2 separate regions of the Homo sapiens genome follow, and region 1 is linked to region 2. The links are chromatin loops, found by intact Hi-C in ENCODE. Cell type or tissue: PC-3. All regions are shown on one strand. Region 1 has its middle 110 kb from the start of RXFP1. Region 2 has its middle 50 kb from the start of TMEM144.

Region 1 (2,500 bases), 150 kb before region 2:
CCAAAAACAGTCTCCCTGGCCTCCTGCCATTCTTACCTCCTGCTAGTATACTTACGGCTGCCTGCTGAGCTCCTTGGGCATCTGGAACATGCACTCCTTCAGCAGCTCTGCAGGCACCTTGTCCATTATGAATAGCAATTCATGCTGCAGATGGCTACTGGAAGAGATGCCCAGGTGCTAGAGTACCACACACTGTGCTGAGTGAATGGTGGGGAAGCAGCAAGAAATAAATGTAGCCCAGTATGCTCACTGCCTTCAGCCCTGGACAGAAATGCTCATTGCCCAAGGCAGCTGGTCTAGGAGCTCTGACTGCGACCATGCTGCCCTGCAGGCTTGGAGGATGAATATCTCAGCATACCTGAACCCTTTTCCATATACCAGTACAATGGCTTGCTTTGACACAGGAGTTGGAAGGCACTGCTATAGAGCTCTCTCTCTCATCTAAATAAAACCCTCTCATGGCTGCATGGATTAGGGCATCCTGTCAAGGAATATTTTCTTATGCTGGACTGGATAATTTTGGATCAGTCTCAGGCTTTTCATCCTGAACCTGCAAAAATAAACCTCACTCTCACCTCACTAGAGATGATTCCCTTGATTAAGAATCAACTTCACACCATGGAAATCATGGTCACTCTCATGTTCCCTGATACCTTAACCAAACTGACCTTCAGCACATTCACATATGCATCTTATATCTCTTAATCAGGACAACTTGTGTGGTGCTTGTTCGCGTTGACTCATTTAAGTTGGGCACTATATTTCCCAGGATAAGTTGCCCTGTGTGGCTTATGAAGAACTCAGGTGAGAATCAAAAAGCAAAAGTGAAGTAGTGGCCATTACTCTCTAAAGGTGGTTTTAGTCGTAGAAGGTAATGAAAACATGTAGAGGTGCCTAGCGGGTTCCCACTTGCTCTGGCTCTCTTCTGATTTGTATCTAGCTCCTCAACTGTTGGTCCTGTTGACCAACATCAGCCTCTGGGCAGCCTCCAGATGTTTGTGCACTCTCAGATGTGCTAGCTTCACATTAACAACAGCTGTCTATATACCTCCCTATGAACTCCGCTTCCCAGTCTCATTTGCTGTGCTGGACATGGGTTCTTAAAAGGACTGCCGAGTGTCTTTTCTGATCCTCCAACTCCCTCTTCTGGATCTTCATTTTCCCAGCTCCTCCTACAATTAAGACTGAACTCCTGTGACAAGTGATTCCACAACAATCATGGGGACTCTGCTCCCTGTCCAAATCCGGTCTCACTCATCTTGTTTCCCATGGACCTCTATTTCTCTAACTTTCTGGACTCCATTCTTTGTCCAACCTGTGCTTTTCACCAGAAATACTTTTTTCTCTTCATTAATGATAGAAGAATTCGTATCCATCCTTTGAGGATTTATTTCCATTACCAATTCTAAACTCCACCTGGTCATTCCAACTGGAGACAATTTCTCATTTGAATTCTTGCACATTAACACTTTTTATGGGTTTCCTCTCACGGTGTTTTATAGTAAGTCATTTTGTTCTTCCTAATAGAAAGCAAATCTCTTCAAAGACAGAAATCATGAGTGAAGCCCCTTGTACCCTAACACGATACACCCCTACCCTAACATATTTAGTATTCAACGAATGTTTGTTGACTTGAATTTAAACATACATAAATAAGCTCTTGAGAAAGTTAGTGATTTCGCCTAAGGTTATAAAGGGAATTCAGTTAATATATTAAAAATATTTGAGGAAAGACAGGCGTGGTGGCTCATGCCTGTAATCTCAGTACTTTGGGAGGCTGAGGTGGGAGGATCACTTGAGCTCAGGAGTTGGTGATTGCAGTGAGCTATGATGGCACCACTGCACTCCAGCCTGGGTGACAGAGTGAGACCTTCTCTCAAAAATAAATAAAAATTAAAAGTATTTGAGGACAATTTCGTATTCTTGAACAGGCAAGGATCAATAAAATAATAAATGAACATATGTTCTCAATGTGCCAAACTAAAACTTTTATAATGTAGTTCAGAGAATGCTGAGTGGAACATTTATTTTCCTTTCTTCAAAAACAATGCCAAAATAATTTTGTAATTAAGCTCATGGTCGTTGAGACTCAAATGATTTTCAATCTGTGTTGTCGTTAAACCAGGTGTATTAGTCCGTTTTCACACTGCTGATAAAGACATTCCCGAAACTGGGAACAAAAAAAGGTTTAATTGGACTTACAGTTCCACATGGCTGGCGAGGCCTCAGAATCATGGCGGGAGGTGAAAGGCTCTTCTTACACAGCGCTGGCAAGAGAAAATGAGAAAGAAGCAAAAGCGGAAACCCCTGATACACCTATCAGATCTCATGAGACTTATTCACTATCACGAGAATAGCACGGGAGAGACTGGCCCCCATGATTCAATCACCTCCACCTGGGTCCCTCCCACAACCTGTGGGAATTCTAGGAGATACAACTCAAGTTGAGATTTTGGTGGGCATACAGCCAAACCATATCACCAGGGAACTCATCTATATT
Region 2 (2,500 bases):
TTTTCTTCCTTTTATTTATGATCTTGAATCATCTTTTCAGGAGGTAAATCAGTCTTACAAAGCATCGAAGATAAGCAATGATTAGGTATTTAGAATTTTTGCAATAGCCATAGAAAAGGTACATATTTACATAAAATAGTACAGCATGTAGAGTCTTTGGTGTTTGCAAAAAAAATCCCTCATATGAAAGTGTCCAATACCAAGTTGCTTTCCCATCTCTCTACTCCTCATAAAATACACAAAATATATTAAAATATATTGTGAGATTTAGTTTTATATATTTCCTGACCTCATATTTAGTATGTCACATTCCCATATTAAAGTTGATGATTTTATTACCAATACAGCACATACATAATATTTGAATTTCAGACTTGAGATCCTCAATAAGAAGCATCATGAGTAAGATGATGTAAGTGAGGTGACAGGATTCTAAATGACCTTTAGTGTGTAAATAGAGAGAAATAAAAATTCTGCAAAATATCTCAGCTTATGATTTGAGCATGTTAGACATGTCCAATTTTCCTATTTTTGTGGAATTTGTCTCATAGTGATTTTCCATTAGGCATTTCAGAGCTGAAATAAACAACAGGCTCATGTGCTATCCCACTTTATGTCAAACTTTTACCGTAGTGAAACATCATTCTGTGCTCAGGAAATAGGAACGCATCTTCCTCAATTCAGTCTACAAGTGATGGCAAATGCTGTAAGAATCCATATTCAGTGAACATCCAATTACAACAAATGATTGACATAGTAGGCTATTGAGAAAACATTTCTGCCTCGTGCTTGCAAAAAGTCTTCAAAAATAACAGGGCAAATAGTTCCAGGTCTCTGTGACCTAAAAAGTCTAACGAAGCCAAAGAATTACTAGAGCATCTTAGAGAAACCTGAGGCCATTCAGCCTAATCATTTAGTGATGATGTCTTTGTTTTTAGGTCAGAGAAAAATGTGCCTTCTAGCTTAATATTTATTCAGCAGCACTCATTAATGTTGGTAGCACTGGCTGTGAGCCTTCTTCTACGTCCTGAATATTCTAGGGCAAGAACAGACTCTTCTGTTTAAATAAGTCTAAAAATTGAATTGTTTTGTGATGTCTTCAACTTCTAGGAAATTATAAAAGCCAAATATAATAATAAAGCAAAAGAGTGATGAAAACTCGATGACTGAAAAGCAGACATCACATTGACAATTAGACTGATAGCATGGGAAATAGAAGATAGGTTTCTTTTTTTATAGTTCAGCTTTTAAGAATCTATAAATGGCAAAATATGGTCATTTGAGAGCAGAGATACAGGAGAGAGAGAAGAAGGGAAGGAGGGAAGGAGAGGGAGAGACAGAGCCCAAACTTAAAAAAAGTTTACATTTTATAACATAGACCACCACAGACTATCATAATTAACCCTATACTTCCCTCTGGTGGTCAAATTTGAAAATGTATTTACAGATGAATTAAATGAAGATTAATATACAGTAATAACTAAAGGTAAGACAACCAGATACCTCATTTTGTGTGAAGATTCCATTTTAACCAACTACCTAACTCCAACATTTCCCCTAGTTATTAAAGTTGAATGACTCTTCTGTGGAGAGGTCCCAATTCGCATAAACTTTCCTAACATGTGGCAGGGACTATACATAGCAAGTTGTATTTCATGGTACTAATTATATACGTAGGATGTGGATATTCATTTATGCTATAATTTATGCAAAAATAATAGGAAAGAATATTTTCCTGGATTTCTTAAACTACTTAAATTTTAAGAAAGTAGTCTATGAATTATTTCATGATGTATTGTGTCATGCACTTTAAAATAAAAATTTTAGGAACACAGAGACATACATTATTAAGATTAAGATTCTAAAATCAGAATATCAGATTTTAGAATCTTAATCCAGCAACCAAACCTGGTGTTTTTGGGTGGTTACTGTTTGTGAATGTCAGATACATCTTACAGGTACTGATATTTTTTTTTTTCCTTAAGGGAGCAATGTATAATTCATTACAGCTTTAATAAATTTAATATTTTAAATTTCAAAATTACTTAGAATATTAATTTTTCTATTTAGAGAAAAACTAAAGCCTGCACCAACATGTTTTCCTTGGCTGCTTAGTTTTAATGTCATCCCTGATAATTTCATATGGGAGCCAATATAATTTATTTTTGTGAATGTACTCCTTGAGCCTCAAAGAAAAAAAACAAGAAAAAAAGAAAAACCTAAGTAATTTTATTTGGCTCCTTTTTTTATTCTAACTGTAAAATACTCTTTGAACCGAGGAAGATGTGACAGGAATTACAAGTTTTACCTTTGTTCTTTCTGACAACTAAAGAGTATTTAAAAGGGTTTCCCATTAAACTTTTTAAGTTTTATCCACTGTATTAATTGGATGTGAGCTATTATGAAAATGATTACAGAGTGAAAGTGTAAATTGTCTTGAATTTGAATGTCTTTTAATTAAGCAGTTTCTCAAACTGCTTCTTTCAGTGTGAAACCTAAA

Evidence for each region. A loop is a pair of places that touch in the nucleus more often than their neighbours do. Peaks named below come from ENCODE experiments on the same cell type or tissue, not always from the same donor. Only the 100,000 strongest peaks of a DNase experiment are listed, where the experiment ranks them.
Region 1: a loop joins it to region 2, with 8 times the contacts of the local background. A loop is called at or near these places in 4 of 110 quality-filtered maps.

Annotation. Positions count from the first base shown.
Region 1 is chr4:158,409,090-158,411,589 of GRCh38, reverse strand. No RefSeq gene overlaps it. Among named protein-coding and RNA genes, the nearest start is that of RXFP1, 110 kb to the left of the region's middle. In PC-3, a CTCF peak has its summit at 1,139; no DNase peak of the experiment used is centred here.
Region 2 is chr4:158,259,079-158,261,578 of GRCh38, reverse strand. No RefSeq gene overlaps it. Among named protein-coding and RNA genes, the nearest start is that of TMEM144, 50 kb to the right of the region's middle. In PC-3, a CTCF peak has its summit at 1,411 (motif pointing left); no DNase peak of the experiment used is centred here.